Regions from separate parts of the Homo sapiens genome. Here region 2 is linked to region 1. Evidence: chromatin loops called from intact Hi-C (ENCODE). Cell type or tissue: K562. All regions are shown on one strand. Links, peaks and the distances in the headings refer to the core of each region. The heading gives the core; the rest is flanking DNA.

Region 1 (10,316 bases), core at 715-8,714:
TCCTCAAAACCTTACTCTACTTTCTAGACTTACACTTTTTTTTTTTTTTTTTTTTGAGACAGGGTCTTGCTCTGCCTCAGGTTGGATAGGCTGAAGTGCAGTGGCAACCTCCCTGGCTCAAGCAACCCTCCCACCTCAGTCCTTGTGCCCTGCTTCCCGCCAAGGACTACAGGAACTTGCCGCCACGCCCGGCTAATTTTTAAGGTTTTTTTTTTTTTTTTAGAGATGGGGCTTTGCTATGTTGCCCAGACTGGTCTTGAGCTCCTGAGCTCAAATGATTCTCCGCCTTGGCCTCCCAAAGTGCTGGGATTACAGGCATGAGCCACCACACCTGGCTTAGATTTAGACTCCTATACGTGAAAGAGGTCTGAGAGATAATCTAATCGAGCCCTCTTAGTTTACAGAGGAAGAGATAGGTCATGGGAGCTAAAATGACTGTCCAAGATCACAGAAGGTTGCCAGTTATTCTCCCTGATGTCTTCCCCCCAAAAGAGTTCATGGCCAGTTCAATCTTTGCCCCTTTTATAAAGACTTTTCTGAGTGGCCTTTGCAAAAGTCGCTTTTTACAAGCCTCTCTTTCTGTCTTTCTCTCTCCTAATTCTCTCTCCACATTTGTGAGCTACAGGCCACTTTCCCAAATAACTTGATACCTTGGTATATATATGTATTTGCGTTTGCTAACCCATTTCAGTTGAGTTTTAAATTGTGACCAATTTTGATGGAGATAAACTCCCCCCACCTCCAAAAAAAAAAGAATGGGAAAATCAATGTGATGATAAATGATTCATCAGCTGTTCAGAGCAAGGATTTGGTATTTGTAGCAGGCAGCTGCCTTCTTAACAGCAAGGAACGTGTCAAATGACAAGAAGTTCCCTTTCTTTCATGCTAGGAGCAAAACGAAATTCACCTTTCCTTTAGCAACTAAAGCTGATTATTCTCATTGACAACTATATTTGAAAACAGGCAATGACAAAGGTTAGGCTTCATTTATTTGTTTCCCATTGGTCCATTTAAATAATACTTAACTTTAGTTGAGTCTACAAGGATGCCTTGTCTAGGCTAATACATGGGTTTCTAAGAGTGGTGTGCAAATGTAATTTTTCTAATTGAATCGTTTCTAATGTATAAGGAGAGCTCATAATTTGAAAGATTATAATGATGAATGCTTTTGTAAACTGAATAATCACCTGCTAATTTACTTGCTTTTTCAATCTAGATTTTCACATATCACTTGCGATTAATTTTGATTCACCACATTGCCTTCAAGGCTTAATTGGTTTTAAAAAAAGTACACATAGACCTTTATTTAGAAAATCACATTTTTATAGGGAAATGCTCATAGTACTCAGTGTTTTAATTTATAAAACAAAATATTGGGGCCAGACACAGTAGCTCACACCTGTAATCCTAGCACTTTGAGAGGCCAAGGTGGGGCAATCAACTGAGGTCAGGAGTTGAAGACCAGCCTGGCCAACATGGTGAAACCTCGTATCTACTAAAAATACAAAAATTAGCTGGGCATGGTGGTGCATGCCTGTAGTCCCAGCTGCTAGGAAGGCTGAGGCAGGAGGATCGCTTGAACCCCAGAGGCAGAGGTTGCAGTGAGCTGAGACTGCACCACTGCACTCTAGCCTGGGTAACAGAGTGAGACTCTATCTCAATAAATAAATAAATAAATAAATAAATAAATAAATAAATAAATAAATAAATAAAATATTGGAACCAATCTTGGACCATGGAAGAAGGTAATTAGTGGTAGGTAGTCTTCATTATGCACATTTCTTTACAAAATTTGATTCTCCTTTGAAAATGACTTTTTCATAAGTGTGGGATAAATGTTATCTGTTTAGCAGAGCCCTAGATACCAAGCTGCATTTCATAGGTCCCTGATGAGCATTTGGTGGGAAAAGGGGCAGTTTGGTTTAGTTCTTTTCAGCAAACATTAATTACACTAACTGTGTAAAATGATGTGTTGGGCACTGGTGATACAGAGAAGATGGTCCAGGCCAAGGGAATAACAGGCAGAAGCAGGGCCCCAAGTTCTTCATTTCTAAAACACAGTCTTTTGGATAGGAGGCAGCCTGAATTCAGGGGCAGACCTAAGTTCTAGCCACAGATTCACTATCCTTGGGTGATATGACCTTGTCAAAATCACCTAGCCCCTCTCTTTCTATAACTGTAAACTGGAGTGATCATTTCTTGCTCCACCAACCTCCTAAGTTGTTATGGTAGTGAGTACTTGATAGTGTTTTGTAAACAGTATGCTACTGGCCTCCTGAGTGCATTTATTCTTGCTTGATCTCCTATTCTTTCTAGCTGGGAATGTGGCTTTGCTACGTGGCAGAAACCACCAGAGGATGATTGGCCAACTTTCTCAATTTGGCAGGAGGATTTGGCCAGGGTGATTCCTAATGGCTGTGAGGCCTGCCAAAGTGTTCAATCAGCTGAGTTGTGGTCCGGGTCTGGTTTGGGGCTGAAGCAAAGCCTATGCATTACTCACCACCCCCAAAAAGGCATCTGACTGACTGGGGGCACCATTCCTTTCTTGAATCATCTTGGATCTGGGAGAAGGAAAATGCTTCTTTCTTATTTCTGTTTCTTTCTCAAGAGATTCTCCCCAATTTCTTTGCAGGTATCTTTTTACTCTTCAAATAAAGAAGGATTTGGCTCTAGGAAGGCTTCCATGCAGTGACAACTGTACAGCGTTGATGGTATCTCACATCTTACAATGTAAGTAGCAAATGTCTGTCTGCTTTGGGACCTATCAGCCAGGTAGAGAACCAAGCACAGGAGCTGAGCTCCCCACACATGCCCATCACTGTGTTAGGGTTTACAGGGGAGAGAAAGCCTGGATAAGATAGAGAGAAACAGCATGGCCTGAGCCTGAGTTTCCTTGTCTTTAAAATAGTGACAAGAATACCTTTGGTTCTGTGGATTAAATGTAAATGCTGATTTTCTTCTACCCCAGTCCAGCCTTCCCCTCCTACCGCCTCTGGGAAAGCTGTCCAGGAACTGGTTTGGGCTAATTTGGGCATGGGCTTTGCCAGACAGGTCCCCACTCCCTCTGCTTACCCCAGGATAATTCTCTGATACATGCTCTCTGTAGCACATTGTCACGTTTGTTGTGATTTCTCTGTTGCTCTTTATCATGATTTCAGAGAACAAAGCACAGAGTACAGCAGGTGGAGAGAGGTTAAAAGGGAAAAAAGCCCCAGGCATCTATTAGCGTTCCCCATATCCTAACAACCAACAAGTAGCTGGACTAGGCTGCATAACGAAGGTAGGTAGAAGGTGGTCTGGGGAACAGCAGGGGCCTTCCAGGGAGGGGGTGATGCCTGGCAGGCCAGGCTGCTGCTACAGCCCCAAGGGCAGGGTATAGGCAGCTGGAGATAGTATCTCTTCTAAAGCCAGCTGGACATTTTCTCCCTTCTAGAGAGGCCTCCAAAGAATAGGCTGTTTCTTACCAGTCCTGCAGGATCATAACTTCATTTTTTGTATCTTAAGTTCATTTTTGACCTCTGTACCTTACCTTTCTGATAGTCCAGAAATGACAGATTTCTAATTTCACCGGGAGCCCCAGAATGCAGTGCTTAGATAGGGACAGTGTCTGAATAAGTGTTTACCAAGTGACTCCTGGCAGGGACAATCAATGAGAGCCCTAGGATCTCAGAAAGGCAGAGGGCAGTAAGAGAAATGGTAATCATGGAAGGCTGTTGGAGAAGGTGGCTTTTGTGCTGGGCCTTAAAGGGACACATAGGAATTGGATAAGTACTTGTCAGTAAAGGAAACAGCATGAAAACAAAAATGGTGGTTAGACAAGAAGTGACGTATATAGAGGATGAAAAATGACCCAGTATAGCCCAAACATAGGGCCTGTTTAGAAGAGGTGATGGAAAATGCACCATTTTGAAGGGTCTTGAATGCCGAGGACACTAACCGTCATGTCCAGTATTGTACTTTGGCACTGGGGTGGGAGCATAGGGTAGAGCAGATAGAGGAAACAGTGCTAGAAGACATCCTTCTCCACTAGCTGCCTGTTGAGGCAGCAGTCAGAGGATTGGGGCTCCCAGGCAGTCTCTGACGGGGGAGCTCAATTTCATTCTTAACAGTTCTGCCTTATGGATTTGAGCATTCCCTAGTGGCCGTTTCAGGCATAGCACAGAGCACTTGAGCTTTTCTAGAGGATATTGTCTGTCAGTAGAAACTCTTTCCATGGAAAAAAGCTAAAGTTCCAACTAGGTAGTTCTTCGCAATTGATTGCAGTGAGACTATTTCACTAAACTCTAACGTAGTATGCAGAACACAACTAGATTGCTCTAGTTGTGCAATTTATTTGTCTAATTTTCCATTCATCTAATATTTGTTGGATACCTGCTATATTTTAAGCGTTCAAGAACCTCCACATTTATTTGTCTAATTTTCCATTCATCTAATATTTGTTGGATACCTGCTATATTTTAAGCGTTCAAGAACCTCCACATTCCAACCTTCTCGTCTCCTTTGTTTACACTTACACACCTCTCTATTCTAGCCAGACACTCCCTCCCAAACACAAGCTGAACATTTCAAATGAAGTGTCCCTCTTTTATGAACTCCCTCAGTAACTCTTCTTGGTCGTTAATTCAAGAAAATTGTATCATGTACCTACCACATGCCAGATACTATTATAGGCACTGGGAACACAGCAATAAACAGACAAAAATCCTTGCCCTTGTGGAGCTCACATTTTGGCAGCGGGGGAAAATCAGACAATGACCAAAATAAGTAAATAAATTATATAATGCATGGTAGCAGGTGATAAGAGCAATGGAGAAAAATGAAGCGTAGGAGGGAGATGGAAGAATTCTGGGGGCAGATACTGAATATTTATATTTTTAAATTTTATTCTTTTCTTCTTTTATGGACAAGAGTTAACATCGGCATAAATATTATTTTTTGAGATGGGGTCTCACGCTATCAGCCAGGCTGGAGTGCAGTGGGGCGATCTCAGCTCACTGCAACCTCCACCTCCCAGGTTCAAGTGATTCTCCTGCCTCAACCTCCTGAGTAGCTGGGATTACAGGCACATGCCACCACACCCGGCTTTTTTTTTTTTTTTTTTGTATTTTTAGTTAGAGACAGGGTTTCACCATGTTGGCCAGGCTGGTCTTGAACTCCTGGCCTCAAGTGATCCTCCCGCTTTGGCTTCCCAAAGTGCTGGGATTACACGCGTAAGCCACAGTGCCCAGCCAGCATAAATATTTAAATAAGGTGGACAGGGTAGGCTTACTGGGAAGATGACAGCTAAACAAAGACTTGAAGGAGGTGGGAGGGTAAGCTATGCAACAAAATCATGTGAAAGAGAATCCTGGCAAAGAGAGCATGCAGTGCAAAGGGCCTGAGGTGAGAGCATGCCTGGGGTGTTCAAGAAACATCAGAAAGGCTTTTATGGCTGGCTGGAGCTCAGTAAGAGAGGAAGAGAATAAATATGAAGGTCTTAAAAGCATATTAAAGGGCCAGGTGTGTTGGTTCATGCCTGTAATCCCAGCACTTTGGGAGACTGAGGTGGGAGGATCGCTTGAGGCCAGGAGTGCATATCCGACTGGCCATCTCTTTTTTAAAAAAGCATATGAAAGACCTATAGCATAACTCTAAATGAGCAGATAAGCCATCGAAGCAGTTTAAGCAGAGGAGTGAAATAATCTGAATTAGGTTTTGACGGGGTCCTTTTGGCTGCTGTGGTGAAAACAGACCTCAAGAGGAAATGGTGGAAGTGGGGAGACTAGATAAAAGGATATTACAGGAGAGAGAGACCATGGTAGTTTGGACCAGCGTGGTAACAGTGAAGGTGCTTATAACATTTGTCACCTTCTGTTACTGGAGCTATTTACTCATTCGTATGTCATAGTTGTATTCTTAGGTTGCTATAGTCTTGTATGGAGAGAAAAAAAAGCACAGTCTTATGTGCTTTTGTTTTTCTTAGGGTCAACGTGGGATTTGTGGTTAATAAACTGGAAAATTGGGGTGTGTGTGTTTGTGCATGTGATTTATTTAAAAAAACAGCTCTATTGAGGTATAATTTACACATCATAAAATTCACCCATTTTAAATGCACAACTCAATGATTTTTAGCAAATTTACAGAGTTGTGCAAGCATTACCGCAATCCAGTTTTAAAACATTTCCATCACACCAAAAGACATCTCTCATCCCTACTTGCAGTCACGCCCTGTTCCCACGCTCAGCCCCAAGCAACCACTAATTTGCTTTCTGTTTCTGTAGATTTGCCTTTCCTGAACATTTCATGTAAATGAAATGATAAAATATGGGGTATTTTGCATCTGACTTTTTTCACTCAAAATAATGATTTTTAAATTAAAGCATGCTCTAACATGAGCTGCAACAGTTTGTTCCTTTCTTTTGCTGAGCAGTATTCCATTTATGGATTTACCACTTTTTTTTTTGAGATGCTCACTGCAGCCTCCACCTCCCGGGTTCAAGCAATTCTCCTGCCTCAGCCTCCTGAGTAGCTGGGATTACAGGCAGGCACCACCACGCCCGGCTAATTTTTGTATTTTTAGTAGAGACAGGGTTTCACCATGTTGGTCAGGCTGGTCTCGAACTCCTGACCTCATGATCCACCCACTTTGGCCTCCCAAAGTGCTTGGGATTACAGGAGTGAGCCACTGCGCCCAGCCACATTTTGTTTATCTATTCACCTGGTCGTGGACATTTGGATTTTCTTCCAGTTTAGCTATTATGAATAATGCTATAAGCATTGGCACACAAGTGTTCTTGTGGATACAAGTCTTCATTTCTTTTGGGTACATTCCAAGGAGTGTAATTGCTAGGTCTTATGATATATTTATATTGAACATTTTCAGAAACTGCCAATTCAAATTGTTACAATAACATTAGAAATGTACAAGGTTTTTGACTTCTTCATACCTTCACTAACACTTGGTATTGTATATCTTTTTGATTATGACCATTCTAATGGGTATAAAGTATCTCACTGCAATTTTAATTAGCATTTTCCTAATGACTAACGATGTTGAGCACAGTTTCATGTGCTTATTCCAATGTTTTCTTTGGTAAAATGCCTAGTCAAATCTTTTGCCCATTTTTAAATGAGTTTTTATATTATTATTGAGTTTTAAGAGGGTTTTATAAATTCTGATTAAAAGTCTTTATAAGATATACAATTTGCAATTTTCTCTTCTAATCTGTGGCTTGTCTTTTCATTTTGTAAGGATATCTTTTGAAGTACAACAGTTTTAAAATTTGATGGAATTTCACTTTCTGTGTAGTTTTAGTGGATCATTCTTTCGGTGTTGTATCTAAGAACTCTTTGCCTAACTTAAGGTCAAAAAGATTTTCTCCTAGAACTTTTATAAATTTACCTCTTATAGTTAGATCTATGATCCATTTTGAGCTATTTTTTTGTACGCTTGCATGGAGTATAGTGTGAGGTAGGGGTCCGACTTCATATTTTTGTGTGTGGATGTCCATTTGTCCTAGCAACATTTGTTGAAAAGAATATTATTTTTCTTCATTGAATTGTCTTGGCACATTTGTCAAAAACCAATTGACCATAAATGTAAGGAGTTACTTCTGTACTCTCACTTATGTTCCATTGATCTATATTTCTATTCTTATGCCATTACCACACTGTCTTAATTACTGTAGCTTTGAGGTAAGCTTTGAAATAAGGAAGTGTACACATTGCCCAACTTTGTTCTTTTTCAAAATAGTTTGGTTATTCTGAGATCTGTGCATTTCCATGTAAATTTTAAGGTCATTTGTCAATTTCTATTTTTAAAAGCCTACTGGGATTTTGATGGGGATTGCATTGAATTTATAGATTATTTTTTGAAAAAATTGCCACCATAACAATATTGAATCTTCTTGTCTGTGAACATGAACTATCTCTTCATTTATATAGATCTTTTAAAAATTTCCCTTGGCAGCATTTTGTACTTTTCAGTGTGTAAGCCTTACACTTCTTTTATTAAATTCATTCCTCTGTATTTTATTCTTTTTTGATGCTATTGTAAATGGAACTTTTTAAAATATCATTTTTAGATTATTCATTGCTAGTATATATAAATACAATTGCTTTTTATATATTGATCTTCTATCATGCTACCTTGCTGAACTCATTTATTAGTTCTAGTAGTTTTTCATAGGTTCCTTGGGATTTTTTTTCTTTCCTTTTTTTCCTTTTTTTTTTTTTGAGACAGGGCCTCACTCATTCACCCAACCTGGAGTGCAGTGGCACGGCCATGGCTCACTGTAGCCTTGAATTCCTGGGCTCAAGCAATGCTCCCACCTCAGCCTCCAAAGTAGCTGGGACCTGGGACCACAGGCATGTGCCACCACACCCAGCTAATTTTTACATTTTTTGGTAGAGATGGGGTCTTGCCATGTTGCCCAAGCTGGTCTCGAACTCCTGGGCTCAAGCAATCCTCCTGCCTTGGCCTCCCTGAGTGCTAGGATTACAGGCGTGAGCCACCACGCTCAACCTTGGGATTTTCTACATGCAGGATCATGTTGAGTGCAAGTAAAGACAGTTCTACCACCTTCTTTTCAGTGCAAATTCTTTATGTTTCTTCTTCTTGCCTGACTGCACTGACTAGAACCATCAGTACAATGTTGAATAGATGTGGCAGGCACTTGATATCTTTACCTGATTTCTGATCTTAAGTGAAAGCATTTAGTTTCTCACCATTTGGTATATTCCTTGTTTGTTAAGTGTTTTGTTTTGTTTTGTTGATTGTGAGTGGGTATTAGACTTTGTGCAATGCTTTTTCTCCATCTCTTGAGAAGATAATGTGCGGGTTATTTTTTTTTTGTCCTTTATTCTATTATCATAGTGTATTATAGTCATTGGTTTTCATATGTCAAACTGACCTTGCAATCCTGAGATAAATTCAACTCATTGTGTATAATCCTTTTCATATGCTGCTGAATTCAGGTTACTAGTGTTTTGTTCAGAATTTTTGCCTCTGTATTCATGAGGAATGTTGACCTGTAGTCTTCATTTCTTATGATGTTTTTGTCCCGTTTTGGTATCAGGGTAATATTGACCTCATAGAATATGTTGCTAAGTATCTACTCCTCTATTTTCTGGGAGAGTTTGTGAAGAATTGGTATTTATTTCTTCTTTGAATATTTGATAGAATTAGTCAGTGAAACCATCAGAGCCTTATTGGGTTTCAATGTGATTTGTACATTTATCAGTATTGGCAAAAAAAATTAATCAATGAGCCATTTCTTTGGTCTTTTAAAAAATGTTTATTATATGGAGATTTTTATTATATTGTGATTTTTGAAATACAGATATACACCCACCTGTCTAAAACACAAATGGAAAACCAAGAAAGAAGAGAAAAAAAACAGCCCTCCAGCACTCAAAATAGGTATCCTATTGTCCATGTATCTTATCCAATAGAAGAGCACCATAGGATTCCATGGAGAGTCTATTTACTCTTACAGTATATAGAATGCTAACAGGTTTGGATATTTGCTTTCTCATTTTATGTTAGACTAGAAGTCTCACTTTAGAACCAAGTATTCTAAAGTTTGACTTCAGGGGAAGTCAGTGACCAGGAAATGATTCATATAAATCTGACAGAGAGGAAAAAGGCATACAAATTATAAAGAAGAAAAAAGAATCCAAAAATCAAAACAATCTGAGGCAATTAAGGTTAAGGGCACATAGTCCTAAATGCCTTTGTAGACATAGTGCTGTAATAGATGTTTCATAAAAATAAACTGGAGGCATCTAGAAAAGAGCAAATTATGATCATAGATAAACTGCTAGCTATTTGGAAAAGCCAGAATGATTTTCAGGATGATTCATCTATTGGGGATTTCAGATAGCTGGGGATTTACTAGACTCCCAATGTACAGAGTGATGAATTGGCTTGCAATGTCGTTGGCATTTATATTCCTCTTTCTTGATAATATATGATCAGGATGGAGTGGGGTTGGATGGCTGTACTAGTTTGCTAGGGCTGCCATAACAAAATACCAGAGACTGAATGGCTTAAATGCCAGAAATGTATGTTCCACAATTCTGGAGGCTTCGTGTCCAAGATAAGCTGTCAGCAGTTGTTTTTTTTTTTTTCCTGAGGCCTTTCTCCTTGGCTAGCAGATGGCTGCCTTCTTGTTGTGTTATCACTTGGTCTTTTTTTCTGTGTACTCACATCCCTGGTGTCTCTCTGTGTGTCCAAATTTCTTCTTCTTATAAGGATACCAGTCAGATTGGTTTAAGGCTTGCCTTGATGGAGTCATTTCACCTCAATCACCTCCTAAAAGCTCTATCTCCAAATA
Region 2 (10,316 bases), core at 938-8,937, 240 kb after region 1:
TTAGAAGACTGGTGACTAGGAAGTATGGAGAAAAGGTGTGTAAATGGACCCCTCTCAGTGGGCAGTGAATATAATTATGTTCCGCGTAAATGGTAAATGTCCACCAGAATATATCCACTTTAAAGAAGGCTCTCAATACTTAGGTAGACAAGATGTGATAGATTGCAAAATGGCCACAAATTTTTCCCATTCCTAAATGTATGTCCCTTAGCAACATGACTTTCCCACTCTCCTCATCAAGTGGCAGAGTCTGTTACTCCATTCCTTGGACTAGGGTTTGACCATGTGACTTGCTTTGGCTACCAGTGCTTTAACAAATATGATGTATTCAAAATTCTTATGCATTGGCACTTTCTCTTGTTGAGTTTGCAATTCTGAAGCCATTTTTATGTGAATGATTCTTAAATAGTCTACTAAAGAGGTCATGTAGAGGAGAACTGAGGTCCTTCAAAAGGCATCCTAGATCACTAGATATGTGAGTGAGGCCTTCCCAAACCATCCAGAACTCAGAGATCAGCTGAGGTACTCCTAACCAGAAAAATCAGCCAGCCAGTCCACAAAATTGTTAAAAATTAATAAATATTTATTGTTTTAAGCCAGAAAAAAGAAACTGTTTTGGACAACTCTATGCAAATAAAGTTGAAAATGTGGATAATTTTTAGAACAATTCAACTTGCCCTGCTGACTCCAGTAGAGACAGAAAGTCTAGTAGGCAAAATGAAAAACAAAAAAAACCCTCCGGGTTGCTTGAACCCAGGAGGCGGAGGTTGCAGTCAGTCGAGATTGCACCACTGCACTCCAGCACGGGCGACAGAGCAAGACTCCATCTCAAAAAAAAAAAAAAGTTTTGATAAAGATTTCCCTCCAATAAATGGCACCAAACTAAAAAGATTTCATAGAATTCTGCGAAACCTTCAAAAATAATATTATTCCAATGCTACTTAATCTGAGAGCTTAGAAAAAGAAACAACATTTTCAGATTAATTTATACACTTTCTATTCTAAAATCATGGCACCAGAAATGTTGCAAGAAGAGTACAAAAAATTTATTTTCTGGGGTCATGCATTGCTTTTAGTAGTCATATCTCTTTATCCACTGAGTTCCTCAGACTGTGTCTTTCATGACTTTCACTGTTTTTTTGTTTTGTTTTGTTTTGTTTTGTTTTGTTTTGTTTTGTTTGAGATGGAGTCTCACTCTGTAGCCCAGGCTGGAGTGCCGTGCCATGATCTAGGCTCATTGCAACCTCCCCCTCCTGGGTTCAAGCAATTCTCAAGCCTCAGCCTCCCTACGTAGCTGGGATTACAGGCATGTGCCACCACACCCAGCTAATTTTTGTAATTTTGGTAGAGATGGGGTTTCGCCACGTTGGCCAGGCTGGTCTCAAACTCCTGACCTCAAGTGATCCACCCGCCTCGTCCTCCCAAAGTGCTGGGATTACAGGTGTGACCCACCAAGCCTGACCGTCTTTCACCTTTTTAAAGAATAGAGGTCAGTTATTTTTCAGAATGGCCTCTCAATTTGAGTTCCCATGATACTGTCTCATAATTAGACTCAGGTTTTCATACTGACACCACAGAAGTTATTTTGCCCTTATTGCATGATATCAGGAGGTACATGACACTCTTGTGTTCCACTGTTAATGACGTGAACATTGAACATTCGGTTATATATTGGTGCATGCCCAGTTTCTCAACTGTAAGGTTATTACTGTATTTTCTCCTTGGTATTATTTCTCCTTTGTGTGATAGCTATTTTATGAGGAGAAATTTTGGCACTGTATAAATATCTTGTCTCTCATGAAATTTTCACCTAAGAGTTCTAATAATACTTTCATTTTGTTAAGCATGATGAATTTTTTAAAATTATATTCTTTTTAGAGACAGGGTCTCACTCTGTTGTCCAGGCAGGAGTGCAGAGGTGAAAACTTTTTTCGTTTGTTTGTTTGTTTGTTTGTTTTTTGAGACAGAGTCTTGTTCTGTCTCCCAGGCTGGAGTGTAGTGGCACGATCTCGGCTCACTGCAACCTCCACCTCCTGGGTTCAAGCAATTGTGCCTCAGCCTCCCGAGTAGCTGGGATTACAAACGCCCGCCACCACACCCAGCTCATTTTTTTGTATTTTTAGTAGAGGTGGTGTTTCACCATGTTGGTCAGGCTGGTATCGAACTCCTGACCTCAGGTGATCCGCCTGCCTCAGCCTCCCGAAGTGCTAGGACTATAGGCATGAGCCACTGTGCCTGGCTGTAGAAACTTTTTAAACCTAATTTCAGACCTACTAAAGAGTTGAAAGCACAGTACAAAAAATTTCCTCACTCCCTTCAACAAGTTTACCAAAAAGTTATTTTATTATATTTGCTTATCATTCTCTGTGTGTATTTATATATGTATTCATCTGCATATAGGTATAATAGTTTTCTGACCCACTGAAAGTAAGTTGCAAACACGGTAGTTTGTATTTCCTAAAAACATGATTATTCTCTTTCATAACCAAAGCACAATTACAAAAACCAAGAAATTAACATTAACATAGTACTATTAGCTTGTCTACAGACTTTATTCAAATCTTAATAGTTATCTCAATAATGTCTTCTATAGAAAAAGAAAATTCTGGCTCATGAGTCATATTCAATTGCCATGTCTCTTTAGTTTCTTTTAACCTGAAAAAAAATCATTCATTTTTCTTTATCTTTCGTGACCTTCACATTTATGAGGAGTGCATAACAGTTATTTTGCAGAATGTCCCTCAATTGGGGTTTGTCAGACATTTCCTCATGATTATTTTCAGGTTATGTGTTTTTGACGAGAATATCACAGAAATGACAAGTTCTTCACAATGCATTATATCAAGAGACAAAAAAAATGTCAATTTGTCCCTTTACCAGTGCTGTTAGCATTTGATGTGATCCTTTTGTTAAGATGGTGTCTGCCAGGTTTCCTCACTGTGAAGTTAAAGTTTTCCCCTTTGTAAATAATAAATATCTTGTGGTAGATACTTTGAGACTATGTAATTAATTGGTTACTCATCAAATGTTTATCCCCAGTTTTAGCATCTATTGTTAATTATTGCCTGAATCAATTATTGCCATGATGGCTGGAAATGGTGATTTTTTTATGTTCATTATTCTTTCTACATTCTTAGTTCATAGACCACTATAAGGAAGACTTTTTTCTCCTTTAAAATTTCTTCTTTATTTCAGTATAGTGCTTTCTTTTTTTCTATGAGTTATAATGTTACTGTCATAATTTATACTGATGTTCTAATTGTCCCTCGTTTGGTCATTGGTACACACTATAATCTGGTTTCTCTGTCCTTTTGACATGTATATACCATTCATTGGCCACTTTCTTATTTTCTGAACAACATGGTGTTCACAGTTCATCATGTACTTGTCTAGTCTCAGCTTTTTGATCAGCCATTTCTCCAAAGAATTGATTCCTCTTAGTGGAGAATACTTGATCTCAACTAAGAGCCGAGCACTAAACATGATTATTGCTACTGTGGTGTCACTGCTTCTAGGATCTCTGAGTAGACAGAATTAGAAAATATGTGCATGTATATACATGTATGCACATCAATATGTGTATATGTAAATGTATATATAAATGTATATGCATAATATATACATATACTTATCTCTTTCCATATCTATAATTGTGTCATTTTATCTGTGCATCTATCTGTTCATCTTAATCTATCACACCATGACTTCATACTAATACCTCTAACACCAATCTAACAAAACATGGTGCTAGTTAGTGTTCCCCCTTTAATATCTGATACACTTCGAAAATGGAAGAAAGGACAATGAATGCAGTCAGCCTCTAGAAGCTAGAAACAACAAGGAAATGGATTCTCTTCTAGAACCTTCAGAATGACTACCAAAACCTCAATTTTACCCATAAGATCCATTTCAGATTTCTGACCTCCAAAACTGTAAGATAATATATTTGCATTATTTTAAACCAACAAACAACTTGTGTTAGTAAGCTAGAGGTGATTTGTTACAACAACATAAGAAACTTACATAGGAGTATTATTTTAATTTTCTTCACCATCATAGCTTTTGGGGGTGGAGATTTCATCAGCAGAGTTTCTCTCTTTTTCTTTTTTTTCTTATAATAGCTTTATTTTTGCTTAATCATTTCATGAATTTGCAGTAGTTTATAACATTTGTAGTTCAAGGGCACCCTCTTCTGTTTGGTTGGCAGAGTAGAGTTTTATTTTTCAATGTTTTGCTTGGCATCTTTTTTTTTTTAACTTTTTGGTGGTAATAGGAGGGATTGTGTGTTCTGCATATTTGGGTTTTCTTTGTTTTGCAAAGTCCTATATTTTGCCCTTTTGCTTCCTTTCCTCTTCACTACCCAGTCTTCAAAGGGTACTTCTCCCATCTTTTTCACCTTCTTCTCTACCAGAAGTGACGACTTTTGGTCTTAGGGCACTTTTAAATTCTCTTCTTGTAGTAAAATGTTTGGTCTTCTAGGACATTTTCGGTACTTTCACACTTAGTATGACTTAGTCTTTGTGACAAATACTTTAGATTCATCTTGGGTGTGATGCTTCCCCACTTCTTTCTCCATGTAGTTTTTCCCAGATTGTCCTTGTTCTCTGTGAAGGAATGTGACAGGAGTGCTTGAGAGGTAGCTCACTGGGATTTGTTGAATTTTCTATTTACTGGTAACTTAAATAATAAATAACTTAAATTTACTCTATTTACTGGTAACTTAAATAAAGTTTGGGCATTGTCCATCTTCTAATTAAGTTGTGGATGTTGATTTTTGTCATTTTATCTGTCCTTTAAGCCCCTTCCTTGTCATAAGAACTCCAATCTACTAGCACTCTTATAGTAGATTTGCACTTAGGATAAATTTCTCTATCTAGTGGTGGTTTTAGATCAATTTTAGGCCTACTGCTGGCTCCTCTATTCTCTCTTCCAATCAGATTTCCCAGACTGTTTTCCATGAAGAAATGTGATAGGAGTCCTTACAAGAAAGTTCACGAGATTTGAAGCTTACTTTTCCAAGTACGGATTTCAAAGTTTGGATATTTTCTATGTTTTTAGTTATGCTATGGATGTGGATTTCTGTATATTCATTCGTTTTTCTTTTGTTATGTTTGAATTTTTAGAGGATATGTTGAGAGATTCAGATTTATGGCACTGTCGTTAACTGAGATACCCGTATAAAATTTAATTTTAGAGTAATTGCAACACTGATCCTACAACAACAAAAACAAATGCCAAAACAAACAAACTAACCCAAATCCTATAGACAAAACTCACTTATATTGACACAAAAAATTAAATGTTATTTTAAAAAACCGGTGGCAAAATAAAAGTATTTCATGATTAATCATATTATTCTAGGAATGCAAGGGTTTTTAATATTAGGAAAGCCTTTAAAATGATTTGTCATTTTAATAGAACCTCGTAAAAATTTATGATCCTTCTCATAAATGTAGAAGAAGAAAAAAAGCATTTGACATACCCAATGCCTATTTGTGTTAAGACACTCAATCATCAGAAATTGATAATAAAAACCCTTAACATAATTTTATCAATCATGTTCATATCTGAATGTTAAAGCCAGTACTAAAGTTAGAAAAAGCCTAAGATAATACATCAGGAATAATGGAGTTTACCCCAGGGATACAATATTTAGTATTTTCTCAGCTTTACTTACATATAATTGACAAATAACAAATTGTATATATTTGTTATTATACGATAATGAGAGAGAGAGAGAGAGAGACTTCTTTGTCACTCAGGCAGATGTGCAGTGGCGCAATCATGGCTCACTGCAGCCTGGACCACCCAGGTTCAGGTGTTCCTCCTGCCTCAGCCTCTGTAGATGGGACTACAGGCATGCACCACCACCACACCCGCCAATTTTTAAAAATTTTTTGTGGAGATGGGGTTCCACTAGGTTGCCCAGGCTGCTCTTGAACTCCTAGGCTCAAGCAATCCTCTTGCCTCAGCCTCCCAAAGTGCTGAGATTACAAGCATGAGCTCCTGCGCCTGGCCCAAACTGTGTATTTTTAAGGTATGAAGATTGACGTATTGATATTGAAATACATTGTGAAATGATCACAACAATCAAGCTAATTAATATGTCTGCCACCTCACATAGTCACCATTTTCTTTTCTATTTTATGGTGAGAACACTTCAGCTCTACCTTCTTAGGAAATATCAAGTATACAATACAGTGTTGTTAACTATAGTCACCATGCTGTACATCAGATCTCTAGAACTTATTCATCTTGTATAAATAAAATTTAATTTGGCATTTGAAAATGAATTATTGTAATTCACCACGTTAATAGACTTAATGAGAAAAACCATTTGTTCTCAATAGATGCAAAAAAAGCATTTGTCAAAATTTGGCAACAGTTCCCCCAACTCATGAGAAAACAAAAAAAACTCTCAGAAAACTCCCAAAAGGAAATATGAAAATCTTGTGCCTACCCTCCACGCAACACCAAAACCACCCTCTTTTTATAGTCCCTTTGAAATCATGTATTGCCGAACTTTTGTTTTAGGGCCTACACCCTTAGCAGACTCTGAGCCACTCGGGAGTTACCTCCCCTCCTTAATCCAGACACGGTATTTTATTCGTGAAGCAGTAAATGAGGCCATGCCTCTCCCTGTCGACACCTCCTTGTCCTCTCAACATAACTGTCTTGCAGGCACAGATGTGTTTATCTGCCAGCCCGACCCTCAATAAAAGCTACAACCGAAGTGGACAGGCCCGTACACTGTGATACTCAGCATGCCAACTGCAGTGAAAGCCCAAAGACTCCCGCACGGGGTCCATCACACCAGGGTCAAGCTCACCCCCAAGCCTACTCCTTCCTCCAAAACATTAACAGCGGGCAACACCCTCGGAGTCCCTGTGTATGAACTTAAACAGAGAAAAACAATCCTTAAAGGTAGGAGGAAGCCAAAGATGGCAAGAGGACAGATGGCCTCCACAACATATCATCGAATATTACGGACCTGCCACTTGAGCTGAGGATGGTTCATGGGGTTATCACATTCCCATATATATGCTAAGTAGAATAATTACACTACAGGTGGTTCTAGAGATAATCACTAACCAAACCGCCTCAGCCCTGGAAATGCTCGCGCAACAACAAAACCAAATGCTTGTGGCAATTTATCAAAACAGGCTAGCACTAGACTACTTATTAGCAGAAGAGGGTGGGGTCTGTGGTAAGTTTAATATCTCTAATTGCTGTCTTAACATAGACGATAACGGAAAAGCAGTTCTAGAAATCGCTTCAAATATAAGAAAAGTAGCCCATGTGCCAGTCCAAACCTGGAAAGAATGGGACCGGGCAAACCTTCTAGGAGGGTGGTTCTCTAATTTAAGAGGATTAAAACGCTGGTAAGGACAGTAATCTTCATCACTGGGCTCCTCCTGTTTCTCCCCTGTGTTATCCCACTGATAATAAAAGCCATTAAAACTCTTGTTGAAACTACAGTTAACTGCCAGACAATCCAGACAATGCTCCTGCTACAACGACACAATGCATACCAACCCATCTCTCAAGAATACGCCCAAAATTAAGGTTTTCTTTTTCCAAGGTGCCCATGCCACCCACTATGTCACGTCTGAAGTAGTTATTGAGAAAGTCGCCCCTTTTCCCTTTTTTCTATAACCAAATAAGAATTAAAGATTCTCCCTGGGGCCTGCAAGCTTGAAGGGATGAGTAACTCCTCCCTTCTCAGGCCCAGTCCCAAGGCACAAGGCCACTTGCATCAGCAGAGTGCATCAGCAAGATAGCAGAAGCAGGAAGAGAGCGGGCCGGAAGACACCTACCCTGACCGGAAGACACGTATCCCTGAAGATTGAGAAAGAGGCCGTCCGGGTGCTACGTAACAGTCACATCAGACTGGGACACTTCCTGTTTACAGGAGACTATAAAACCCCTGCCCTGTCCTCATTTGGTGCTGATGCCATTTTAGGCCTCAGCCGGCCTGCACCCAGGCTCTCATTGAAACAGCATGTTGCTCCAAAAAAAAAAAAAAATCTTGTGTCTACCATTCTACCATCATACTTAGTTGTGAAAGACTGAAAAGTTTCCATGAACACAGTATATTTCTTCGTTTATTTAGGTCTTTTTTAATCTTTCCAAGCAATATTTTATGGTTTATAGGTCTTGGACATCATCTGTCAACTTCGTGCATAAGTATTTCATATATTTTGATGATACTATAACTGATATTCCATTTTTTATTTCAATTTTTGTGAGTATATGGAAAGAAAATAGTTTTTAAAAGTATATTGATTTTGTTTTACTGCTACCTCACTAAACTCACGTATTAGTCCACGTGGGGCTTTTAAAATAGATTCCATCAGAATTTCTACAAAATCATTTCCTCTGTGAATAAAGAGAATTTTATTTTTTCCTTTTCTATCTGAATGCCTCTGTTGATTTTTTGCCTTGTCTCACTGGTTAAAATCTACAGAACACTAGAATATAAATGGTAGAAATAGAAATCATTGTTTTCCTCCAGATGTTAGGGAGAAAGCATTCATTTGTTCACCATTAAGTATGATAAGTTTTACATAAAAGCCTTGATCAGGTTGAAGAAGCTCCTTTTCATTCCTTTGTTGAGAGGTTTCATCAAGAATGAATGCTGGTAGGGAAAACCCTTCAGGACATTGATCTAGGCAAGGATTTTATAGCGAAGAACTCAAAAGCAGAGGCAACAAAAACAAAGCTAGACAAATGGGACTATATTAAACTAAAAAGCTTCTGAACAGCAAAGGAATCAATCAAGAGTGAAGGGATAACCTGTTGAGTGGGAGAAAATATTTGTAAACTGTTCATCTAACAATGGACTAATATTCAGAATATAAAAGGAATGCAAACAACTCAACAATTTTTTAAAATCTCATTAAAAAGTGGGCAAATGACATGAATAGACGTTTCTCATAAGAAGAAATACAAATGGCTAACAGTTATGTGAAAAATGCTCAAAATCAAAATCATGAATTATCAGGGAAATGCAAATCACAATCACAATGAGATATCGTCTTACCCTAATTAGAATGGCTATTATTAAAAGGACAAAATAGCAGATGCTGTTGAGGATGCAGAAAAAACGAAACTCTTAGAAACTATTAATGGAAATGTAAATCAGTACGACCACTGCGGAAAACAGTATGGAGATTTCTCAAAAACTAAACATGGAAATACCATACAGTCTAACAATTCCACTACTGGGTATTTATTCAAAGGAAAAGAAGTGAGTATGTCAAACGGATACCTGCGCTCACTTGTTTATTGCAGCACTATTCACAATAGCTAAGATATGGAACCAACTGGTATCCATCAATGGACGAATGGATAAACAAAAGGTAGTATATATACACACAATGAAATACTCTTCAGCCATAAAAAAGAATGAAATCATGTTATTTGCAGCAGCATGGATGGAATTGGAAGTCATTATGTTAAATGAAATAAACTAGACACAGAAAAATTTTGCATTGTCTCACTTACATACTGGAGCTTAACAAGTTGACCTCATAGAGATAGAGAGTAGAATGGTAGATACCAGAGGCTGGGAAGATTATGTAGGTAGGAGGGTGGATGAAGAGAGGTTGGTCAATAGAATAAAACATATTAGATAGAAAGTATTAGTTTTAATGTTAGATAGCAGAGTAGGCTTACTATAGTTAGCAACAAAATATTATATATATATATATATTTAGCAACAAAATATTATATATATATTATAAATATATATATATATATATTTTTTTTTTGAGACAGAGTGCCGATCTGGTTGCCCAGGCTGGAGTGCAATGGCGCAATCTCAGCTCACCGCAACCTCTGCCTCCAGGGTTCAAGCAATTCTTCTGCCTCAGCCTCCTGAGTAGCTGGGATTACACGCATGTGCCAAGATGCCCTGCTAATTTTGTATTTTTAGTGGAGATGGGATTTCTCCATCTTGGTCAGTCTGGTCTTGAACTCCCGACCTCAGGTGACACGCCTGCCTCGGCCTCACAAAGTGCTGGGATTACAGGCATAAGACACCGCACCCGGACATATATTTCAAAGTATCTAGAAGAGAGAACTGGAAATGTTCCCAACACAAAGAAATGATAAATACTCAAAGTGATGGATATCCCAAATACCCTGACTTGATCATTACATATTCAATACGTGCAACAAAGTATCATATGTGCACCATAAATATGTACAATTATCATTTATCAATACAACTTTTTAAAAAGAATGAATGCTGGATTTCTTCAAATACATTCTCTGCATTAGAAATGATAATATGATTTTAATTATTCAGATTG

Evidence for each region. Hi-C counts contacts between places; a loop is a spot of excess contacts. Peaks named below come from ENCODE experiments on the same cell type or tissue, not always from the same donor. Only the 100,000 strongest peaks of a DNase experiment are listed, where the experiment ranks them.
Region 2: it touches region 1 in a loop (4-fold over the local background); 3 of 110 quality-filtered maps call a loop at or near these places.

What each region holds. Positions count from the first base shown.
Region 1 is chrX:132,086,456-132,096,771 of GRCh38, reverse strand. FRMD7 (FERM domain containing 7) reads left to right here. Exons shown (of 12, transcript NM_194277.3): 5 at 2,633-2,730. Among named protein-coding and RNA genes, the nearest start is that of FRMD7, 36 kb to the left of the region's middle. RefSeq lists a silencer at 4,121-4,180. In K562, for the core only: a CTCF peak has its summit at 4,135; a DNase peak (open chromatin) is centred at 4,091.
Region 2 is chrX:131,848,640-131,858,955 of GRCh38, reverse strand. No RefSeq gene overlaps it. Among named protein-coding and RNA genes, the nearest start is that of FIRRE, 23 kb to the right of the region's middle. In K562, for the core only: a CTCF peak has its summit at 4,187 (motif pointing left); no DNase peak of the experiment used is centred there.